Linked DNA regions of Mus musculus: region 1 is linked to region 2. A link is a loop called in an ENCODE intact Hi-C map of the cell type or tissue named here. Cell type or tissue: left cerebral cortex. All regions are shown on one strand. Links, peaks and the distances in the headings refer to the core of each region. The heading gives the core; the rest is flanking DNA.

What was found. Hi-C counts contacts between places; a loop is a spot of excess contacts. Peaks named below come from ENCODE experiments on the same cell type or tissue, not always from the same donor. Only the 100,000 strongest peaks of a DNase experiment are listed, where the experiment ranks them.
Region 1: a loop joins it to region 2, with 2.1 times the contacts of the local background. A loop is called at or near these places in 2 of 42 quality-filtered maps.

The regions. Positions count from the first base shown.
Region 1 is chr2:34,246,680-34,252,061 of GRCm38, forward strand. The region is part of intron 2 of Pbx3 (pre B cell leukemia homeobox 3); the gene reads right to left. Among named protein-coding and RNA genes, the nearest start is that of Pbx3, 120 kb to the right of the region's middle. In left cerebral cortex, for the core only: a CTCF peak has its summit at 2,908; DNase peaks (open chromatin) are centred at 3,087, 3,536 and 3,760; H3K4me3 peaks cover 1,278 bases; H3K27ac peaks cover 580 bases.
Region 2 is chr2:34,637,153-34,642,534 of GRCm38, forward strand. Gm34372 (a long non-coding RNA gene) reads left to right here and starts at 1,915. Exons shown (of 3, transcript XR_003954033.1): 1 at 1,915-2,412. In left cerebral cortex, for the core only: a CTCF peak has its summit at 2,340 (motif pointing left); a DNase peak (open chromatin) is centred at 2,330; H3K4me3 peaks cover 447 bases.

The DNA.
Region 1 (5,382 bases), core at 229-5,228, 390 kb before region 2:
GTCAGGAACTATTTTTATGTAGGACATCATTCCCTGTAAAAAGGAAAGCACAAATGTATGTCCCTTTGCTCCTCACTAATCCACAGATGGCTATTAATTATTACTGCTTTTCCTTTCTAAGATAAGCTTGTTAACAAGAACTACAGGATAGCTTATAGCCACTATCCAATGGGTGGGTTGCATCATTGTTTATGATGTTTACAGGAAAAAAAGAAATCAGTACAAAGAAATAGTGTGGAGTAATTAATATATTGTAGTGCAGTAATTTCTACTTTCTACCTCCATTTAAATAAAATAATGCTCAGCAATGCCAGCGTAAATCAGAGAGAGCCACAGGGGAGCACAGCGAGGCAAAGACATTAAAGCCGAACCAAAGCCCTTCTTCACCCAAGCTACTACTATTATTACTCGTGCAAAGCAAATATTCAGCCTCCAACCCTAAATCATTTCAATTCCTATTTCCAAGTATAATTTAATCTTTTTCAGCGACACTTGATGCTTACTTCATCACAGCATAATGACAGATTAAAAAGTTGTTGAATTAAATATTAAAGAGGACTTCAGGCAGTTCTGCATTTTTAAGGAATAACACAGATTGGGGATGAAATGAGAAGCCCAAATGCATATTTTATACCAAAAGGAAAGAATACATATATTTTTCCTTCAGGCCACCTACTTTGTAATAAAACACAGGGTAGGTTTTTATTTAGTGGATAGAAATGTAAAATAGTATAAGCTTCATATCACTGTAAACTGGCACCATACAGTGATGTCAAGGCTAATGATACAACAGGAAAATATGATCCTTTTATATCTTATAAAAATATTTACAACTTATTACTTGCATTAAGATTTTCTTAATTTTTAGATGTTTATCTCATATACTCTCACAGATGACAGCATTAAAAAGAAAACCATTATGTAAACACATTTATGTTTGGAACTGTTCTGAGTAGATATGGGGAAAGTTGAGCTGTAATTGTAAATCAAGTTCTTATGAAAATGCTGATTGGAGTAAGAGGCCTCATAGTGGGGGCTCCCATTAGACCAGGGTCAAATCAAACATGAGATGTAGGTAACAGTAGTGTCTTCATTCTTAAATGGAATAGAAGTAGTTTTACACATACAAATATGCACACATGTATACACACACACACACACACACATATATCAAGAATAACTAAAGAAGTTATGAGTTTGTCAGGTGTAAGAGGAACACGGGAAGAGTTGGAGAAGAGGTAAAAATAATGTAAATAAAGAACTCATTTATGAAATTTTCAAAAACTTAAAAAAGCAAAAAGAAAATTCTGGGAGTTTATACTTAATATGCATGTGTGCATATTAAAAACTAAAATTCTAAAGGCCCAATGATCACTAAATTTGTATGTTTTTCATTTTATTTTACGAAAGAGCCCCACTCCAAGATTTAAAAGAAAATAAACTTTTAAATTCTTGTTGCAAAATTAAAGCAATTCAATGGAAAAACAATGGGCTCCATGAATATTTTATTCTATTTGTGTAACAACAAACTGCAATTTTTCTGCATACATGAGTGTAATAATCTGTACATTGGCCTATTATATAAACTACTGACAGTAGCATGTCATTCTTCCTCTAGTTGGACATTTTACTTACAGGGTTCTAATGCTGCCTGTTTGACTGGACCACTTTGTAGTAACAGGGGGTGGAGGTCTGCAATCTTTAGTGATTCAACCTTCACTTTAGAAAGTTATACTTTTATATATTTCTATCGGACTAAAGATTATCTATTTATAATTGTGTGTTTTAATGGTTAGCAGCGACATTAAAAATATGTACCACATAACAGAATGGTCAATGTTGTCCTGGTGGGTGAAAAAGCAAATGGTATGTGTTTTCAAAAACAGCTTATTTGTGGAATAGGAACACAGTATGACAGAAAAGAAGTAAACACTTTCAAGTAATACATGCTATTTCATAAGTAGAAACAAAAGACAAAGGTGCAAAGCTCGTTTCCTAGGAATTATGACTTTGGCTGTGATGGAGGTAAATGTCATCTCTTCTGGCAACTACACACAGCCTTGAAAGGATGGCCTAATTCCTTTTGGAAAAATTTTCACTGTGTTTCCTCCTGGCCAAATGTTCCAGGTTTTACTCACAGAATGCTGCACACACAATCATTTATTTTAAAGAAAAGCACCAACTGTACCAGGGAATTGTTTAGGAATCCAAAAGGGAGCAGGGCTTCTAGTATTTCTTTTATTAATCTTTACAAATCTCAGTATGGTGTTGTTTTACTGGCAGGAGACTTGGCTAGTCAGTCCTCCCAAGCAGACTAATTCTGACCCCCATAATTAGATATATAAGGTAAGGTACACACTGTAGAAATCCTGCAGTTATCTTCTCTGATACTCTACAAAAAGAATAGAGAAAACAGACACAACCTTCCTGGCAGCGCCATTTCCTGAGTGGAGCTAAGGCACTGGCAGGGAAACTCTAACAAGGGCATTTTCCTGTGGTTTCCATATAGAAATCCTTTTTTTTAAAACAGGATTTTCTTTTCTGTAGCATTTTCCAACCAATAATAATGAAGTAATAATCCCCCATCATCTAGGACATAGGTTCTCAACCAATGTTTGTACAGCTCAATTCCCTGTGCTTCCCTATGTAAGTCAGTTCCATTGAAAGACACCATCATTAAGTTAGGATACCTCCACACCAATTACAGAAGAGAAACCTAGCAGATGATGCTTCAGATTCATGGCGAAGGGTTTTGTTTTTGTCTTATCATTACCCCCCCCCCCCCAACCACCATTTTCCCAAGATGTCCATGTTTTGCAGCTGGCTTGGCATTTTCTCCTGTGTCCGTTAAAATGTGCACATGGAGCCTTTCCGCTGTCCTCCTCTGAGATTCTCCTGTAGGCGGCAGCTCAGAGAGCTGAAATCCTGGAAAGACTCCTTCCCCTACCACAGCAGCAAAGCAAGTTTCAGGGCTTGGGTTTGAGGACTCACTGAGCAGCGGTTAGAGCGGGAGTCTCAGCGCCCATTGTTCTCTGCGGCCACAGCCCTCCCGCCTAGCCTGACAGCGCTCCCGCCCTGACTGCATAATTAATGCAAATGGAGCAGCCTCCCGGTCTGCAGCTCTTAGGGTTTACTTTTGTGCAACACTTACGCAGGAATATTAACTAGAGAAAGCAGCATCACAACAGGGGTGGAAAATCAGCCTGTCAGTGACTCATTCCAAATGCCACAGAGAGCTGAACGGCTTCGAGATTGTTTCATCAAGGTGATTGAGAACAAAAACTACCGCGGAAAGAAAATTCGAGCCGAAACCAAGCTCCCACGCAGGCAGTATTTTTGGCTCTAGCGACATTCCATAGGAGAAAGATTGCTGCCACGCCTTTATGCAAACTTGTGGTGTGCAGCCCCCCCCCCCCCCAGAATGGCGTTCCTCAGCCAGGAGATAGGACCCCACTCTGCACCGGTCAGTGGTACCCCAGAATCACCGGGGGCGGGAGATCCACATTTAACAGAATCCAAGGCTTATGTCCCAGGAGATGCCTGAAGGGCTCTGCCATAAGGTGCCACGCTGCTGTACCGTTGTGACAGATCACACTAAATTAAGGACAGCTGACTGTGTGGAAGCATAGAGGTTTTTTCTCTACACCGTGCTATGGGTAAAAGTAATTAAACTCCATATTTAAGCTTGCAATCATATTATAACAACAAAAAAGTATGCATCTTTTGAAGTAATCCTAACAGCGTTTTCAGAATATTCTATATAAGATGTGTTCTTAGAGAGCCGAGAAAGTGACGCCCACTGCATGGCTATGAGCACCCGTCTTCTCACACTTGCCAAACTGGCATAATGGCTTACTATGTCAAGTATTTAAAGAATCAGGATTTTGTATTTCAAATACATGCATTTACTTAATTTCATTTAGACTTAAATGGGATTATAAATTTGTGAACAAATTCTGATCAATTACATTAAGGCTATGTTTTAATAATGACAATCAAATCTTAAACTTTACAAAGGTTTTACACATTTTAAGAAATTACTTTTCTACTTTCAAGTGGAAAAAAAAAAGAAAGCATGGTTGAAAATTTTAACTCATTTTTTTAGGTGTAAAATAGGAGAATAGAATAGGAGAGGGGTGCATATCAAATCCACACCTCCCCTAAATGCCATCAAATACGTGTCTGTTTCAGGAAGAGCTTGTGAGCCACTTCTGGTCTCACATAACAGAGTGACTTAATCCTGAACATTTTCTAGAAAATTTTCCACAAAGGGGTCAATTGTATGCCACAAAGTAACCACTCATGGATTTGTCTACTAAATGGCCGAGAACTAAACCCATCTGAGTATCTTCACTGCTTAATTAAATATGTGCACAATAACTGAAAATCATCTCTTTATCCATTCAATACACTATGGGGCAGAAGAGATCAAAATAGACACGCTGATCAAAAGGTTTTCTTTAGACAGGAAGCAGCCGTCAGACCGTTGTTACAAATTAAAGGTATTATATTCAATCATTTTTAATCTCTTAAAAATGAATAACCCTTCTCTGCACGTTAAATCATTTTTCTCCAGAGGTAGTGTTTCTTTTATGTCTAAGTGCACACATTACTTCATCATGCTCCAGGTCTACTAGCCGTGGTGGCCATTTATCCATCGCTCACCTAAGTCAACGTGCTCACCAGCTTTGGCCTCCTATTTCACCAAAAGCTTCTATGTATAAAAAATGAGAATCCATACTCATTATGGATGATAACCTCCTGAATTTCACCCTAAACATTAATGTTCTTACTTGCATTCTGTAGTTAATAACTTCTATATTAACAAATGCTGCTTTATGATCAGTTACTATGTATGTAAGTACAAGGTAAGAAAAACTTAAACCTTATTTTCAAAAATAAGCAAATTTACCCTCTGATTTTTTTATTGATTGATTGTATTTATTTCTTTGTTTGTTGTTTATTTGGTTTTTCAATACAGGGTTTCTCTGTGTAGCCGCCCTGGTTGTCCTGGAACTCACTTTGTAGACCAGGCTGGCCTCGAACTCAAAAATCTGCCTGCCTCTGCCTCCCAAGTGCTGGGATTAAAGGCGTGCGCCACCACTGCCCGGCTACCCTCTGATTTTTAAACATTTTACCATTAAGAATTTATAATCTAGCTGGTAAGGCTGTACACATTTAATCACAAAACTTTGGAGGCAAAGGAAAGCAGATCTCTTTGAGTTCAAGGCCAGCCTGATCTACATAGTGAGTTCTAAAACAGCCAGAGCTACACAGTGAGACCCTGCCTCAACAAAACAACAGAACAAGAAAAAGTTAAAATTCTATCTATGAAATATTAATTTTTGATAGGAAGATTTATGAGTTTGAGGCGAACATGGA
Region 2 (5,382 bases), core at 104-5,103:
TTTAATCCTAGCACTCAGGAGGCAGAGGCAGGCAGATTTCTGAGTTCAAGGCCAGCCTGGTCTACAGAGTGAGTTCTAGGACAGCCAGGGCTATACAGAGAAACCCTGTCTCAATAAATAAATAAATAAATAAATAAATAAATAAATAAATAAATAAATAAATAAAATGGCTATTGATAAAGGGAGGGAAACATGGGTCCCCAGCCCCTCCCATCAAACCCTCTCAGGTCTCCCAGCTTCGGCCCCCAGCCAGGCTGGTGGTTACAGTTGCTCCCAAGGAGCTCAACTTAAAAGACCCAGAGAATGGAGCTAGATCCAGTACATTCGGATCCAGTACACCCAGCAGGACCAAGACCAGGCTCCCAGCAAATGGGATTAGGCCGCTCCCCTAATCATGAGAATTTTGTCAGCTGGACAGCAAAGGCCAGAAACCTGGAATGACCATGGGGAGCAAGGACCCCTCTTCAGCCCTGGCCTGAGCCACCTTCCTTGCCAGGGTCCTGCCCCTCCCTGCGCCACCAGCCCAGGCCAGATCTCACCCCGCTTGGATTTACTCTTTCTTTGTCATCTATAGCAAGACAAGAGTGACCAGGTCAACTACAATTGTGTACGTCACCCTCCCACGGCCACACTCTCAGAGCTTTAGGTCAGGGCCATGGGTCCTCCATCTTCCCGCATCTGGGTCTGAATTTCCCGGATGTAGCTGCAGATACAGCGGCCCCAAGCTGTGATGACAGCCACTCCACGGAGGGTCCAGTCCTCCCAGGACTTGGTGCTGCCTGTGGGGTGGCAATGGGGTTCCTGGGGACAGGACTAAATGCTGAATAGGCCCTGAAAATGGGGAGGACCTTGAAATGTCAGCTCACACAAGCTGGCCCTTTCTAAGTACTAGACCCAGCAAAGGATTGGGACCCCCACTCTCTCTGTCCTGAGCCTCAAAATATGTGATATTCAGGGGCCTCCTTCAAAGTCAAGAAACTGAGGCTGGAGGGATGACTCAGTGGTTAAGAGCACTGACTGCTCTTCCAGGGGGTCCTGAGTTCAATTCCCAAGCAACCACATGGTGGCTCACAACCATCTGTAATGGGATCAGAAACCCACTTCTTCCCAGTACACTCTTCTGCTGTGTCTGAAGACAGCTTCAGTGTCTTTTTTTAAAAGAAGGGAAAAAAAAAAAGTCAAGAAACCCGGTACAGAATCTGGTCTGTGCCCCTACCCACTCTGCCTCAGGCAGGGTCAGGGGTCCCAGAATAACCTTGCTCAGCCAGTGTAGGACAAGCCGCTGCTGGGAGCTGAGGCCCAGCTGGGTTCCAGCGAGTCCTGGGTGGGTTCTGAGCATGGGGTCTGGATTTAAAAGCTGCTTAGGTGTGGAAAGAGACTAGGGGCACCATGGACAAACTGAGAAACAGGTATGGGAGAGTGCTTGGGCAGAAGGAGGGGACACAGGCACCTCATGTCACCAGTGGCTCCAGCTTTGGTGGCCAGAGGATCTGCCATCACAAGCCTCCTGCACCCAGCCCCTGCCTGCTCTTAATCTTGCCCCAGTGCCTAAGTGGGCGACCCTTGCTCTTGGGGACTGCACCCTCTGTATGACTTGGCTTAATTATCCTAGTGAGCCCCCACCTGGAGGCTCCCACTGGTCCCCTTAGCAGATGAGGTCTGTGGACTTTAGAGCCCTTGAACTGGGGTGACCTCATAGGCCCTCTTGGGCTTGTGACAGTCACTTCTAACCTCGCTCCCCCTCCCCACCTCTCTCTCTCTCTCTCTCTCTCTCTCTCTCTCTCTCTCTCTCTCACACACACACACACACACACACACACACACACACACACACACACACATATACACATGGACACATTACTCGCAGGGGCTGAGACCTTTGCCCTTACAGACAACAGCAGGGCGGGGCACAGGGGGGAGGCAGTGAAGCCACAGCCTGCAGCTCGGCGCGGGAACAAAGGAAGCACGGGGCGGTGGCCCTGCGTCCCACGCACGTCCCCAGCACCCACGCTCACGCGTGTGGGACATATGCACCCAGGGTACCGGGGCTCGCCACGCGGGTGGGGACCCCGACTCCGGCACACCGCCCCAACGCTAGTGTGGTCCGCCTTTAACACCAAGGCCCTGGAGTGGCAGTTGCAGGGAAAAGGAGTCAGCTCCAGGGTTCTCCCCTACATCCAGTGCCCGCCTGGGGCTGGCTCTGGCAGACCTGAACGCAACCCTTAGTGCCCCAAACTGACTCGCGGTGTTGGCGGACTCAGATGACAGGGATGGCCATGCGGGCGAGGAACAGCCAGGACCGAACCGCGAGGGAGGCACAATTGCAGCCCTGTGGCGCCACCTACGGCCCAGACTAACTCGCAAGCTTTCTGCCAGGCCGGCTCGATACAACTTCTGACATGTGGATTCCAGGTACCACCACCCAGGTTCTGTCTTCCTCTTCCAACTCCTACCAAACCCTCCTCTTCCTGCAACTGTACCCCACATTTAGCCCCACCCCAGAATTTCTCAAAAAGCATATCAGAAAAAGCTCCAGAAACATCAGTCCCGGGGGGGGGGGGGGGGGGGCTTTGTTCTGACAGGGTTCAGTTTCCTCGTGTTCTCCCATCTGTCTGTCCCTGCTGCACCCAGAAGTAACATGGCTCCCAAGGGTGAACACTCTTGGTCAGGAGGCATGGGAGGGCAGAACTGGACAGCCCTGAATTGAGCAGCACCTGAGCTAGGCCAGGCCTCTCAGTCCTCATGACCCATGACCCATGCTGAGTACCTGAAGACCAGTCTACACTGGGCTCTGAGGAGACCATGTGACATGACACCCGTACTCCCGCCATGACAAGTAAGCTCTGGCTGCAACTCCGCCCCCAAAAGAGGGTCATTCTCATGGTTTAGAGCCTCCAAGTGGTAGCCCAGAGTCTAGGCTACACATAAGTCTACACACTAGAGTCTAGGCCCAAGGGATCCTCACCACGGGAAATAAGCATTAGCTCGTGGAGTATGGTAAGGGGCACAGCAATACAGCAAGGGGCAAACCCAGAGCTCGATGTTACGACCTTGGTTCAACCAGGACTTTGGGGAGTTCAGAGGAGAGATCACTGCTGAAAGGCTTCCCTGGAATTCACGGAGAGATGATAGCAGTAGGCTTTGAATTTAGGAGTTTGCCCAAGGGAAAAATCTCACCAGAAAGTGTGGGCTTGTGGGAAACAGGAGCTTAGCCAATGTCATGTGCAACTTGAGAGTGAAGAGTGTAGATCTGAGCACTAGGCAGGCCATGGTTCAAGTCCAGGCCCTGCTGTGTCACCTCCAAAAGACCTAAGCATGTCAAATGAGAGTGACCCTACTTGGTTAGCACACTGTAGAGCTAACTAACCACTCCTGAGGAAAATAGGGGAGCAAATGTGACGGTGACATTCTGGGGTGGTCATGAGAGGTCACCCTGAATGTCACTCTGAGGACTATAAGGCTGGGGAAGGCTCCCCTGCTCCAAGGCCTCTCACTGGGGCCAGGCTTTAGGCCTTACCTTCTCTGGCCAACCTCGGCCAGGGTTATGACCCCCACCCCTAATCCGAGGCCCTGCTTCCACACTAGGTTGACATGGAAGAGCCGCCACCCTTCCCCCACGCTGCACAATCCCCCCCCCCCCACACACACACACTGTGCAGTCCCTGCCACAGAGAAAGGACGGTGGCACTACCATAATTTCTATTTCCTTCTAAATAGAAGCTCCCAGATCTGCTCCCACAGAACCAATTAAAGCACCTGCCGGGACCCAGCTTTGTCAGCAAATTACTTCCAGGCTCCATGGCTCAGGAATAAATCTCAGGCCGATGAAGGGGCCGGGATGAGGCGACGAACTGGAGGCCCCGGAGCAGGGAGGAGGTACATTCTCTCTAGTCCAGGCACCCCAACAGCACACGTCCAGCCTGGGTCACTCCCCCCACTGCTGCCGGAACAATCATTCCCTACGCGTGGGACACCTGTGCCCAGTAGACCAGGATGAAAATGACCCCACCTCCCGGACGTGGCCTGGGAGTCTCCATTTCCTTGTCCCAAAAGACCAGGATCACCTGTGCCCTTGGCTCTACTCTACCAAGCAACAGGGAGCAGTTGCCTCCTAACCTTGTGGCAGGATCCAGGACAAGTCCTCCCTGCTCTGGACTTCCCTTGGTGCTCCTACCCACGTCCCGGGTTCCAGCTGAGCTTACTGTCCCTACATCAGCTTCATGGGATCTCATCACACACATGTGACCCTTCTCCTGGGACAGAGCTAATGAAGGCCTGGAGTGGGTAGGATCTTAGCCCAGTGCAGTTCCAAAGGTCACAACCAGGCAAGGGGAGGAAAGGGCCAGAGAAGGGTTGGGTGGGAGGGCAAATGACTCTAACCCCAGGGTTACGGGGAATTGTGGGAGCCTGGCTTCCTGCATAAACAGCTCACCAGAGATCAGTTGTCCTGAAGACAGAAAGACTCTGGATACTGTGTCATCTCTGTGCGGATTATGAAAATATCTTAACACCCATTTTGTAGAAACTCATGTTTAGAAAATGTACAGTGCCTATGACCAAAACAGAACTCCTAGGATTGTGTAGTGCACAACTTCCCAGGAGGGATTGAGCCAGCAGGAGTGGGGGGCAGATGGGGGGTGGTTGAGGGGAGCGAGGAAGGGCGGGGTGCTCCCCACCCCCAAATACTGTAGTGAGGGAACTTCCAAAAGGACGAAGAGGTCTCCCTCAGTTTGGACCATGTCAGAGGGGCTGGCAGCATGGCAGCCACTTTATCCTGTGAGTCCTTGCCCAATGCTATAGCAGGGTGCGCTAGGAAAAACTGAGGCAACCAGTGATATGATAGAGAGACCAGGTGACATTTCAAGGTCCTAATTCCTGCTGGGTGGAACTGTGGTGGCTGCTTGCCTGTCTCTTGGGCAGGGCTTGGGGAGGGACCATAGCACACGGAATCCCTGCTTGGAAGGCCAAGCCCAGAGAAAGCCAGGCACTCACCCACCACCCTATGCTCTGCACTGCGGTGGCTCTCAGGCCCAGTGACCATTAACAGAGGAGTGATGACACCCCTAAGGGCATCCACTCTTATCTGGTTCTCTTTGCCTTTCCTGCTCCATTGCCTGGGACTTTGTCACCGCTGAGCCCCCTCAGCTGGTGTCTCCTCCTTGGCATTGTATTCCCGGCCACAACTGAGCCTCAGTCTCAGAGGTTAAGTAACCTGCACAGATTGATACAGCTCTGTACCATTAGGGCAAGGTTTGTACCTTAGTTCCTCTGGTGCCAAACTACAGCCTGGGCACAACTCCCCAAGCTAGATGGGACCCTGCTCTGGATATGCAGAGCAGGTCAGATGGGCAGTGAGTGGGCTCAGAGAGCAAGAAGCAGCAC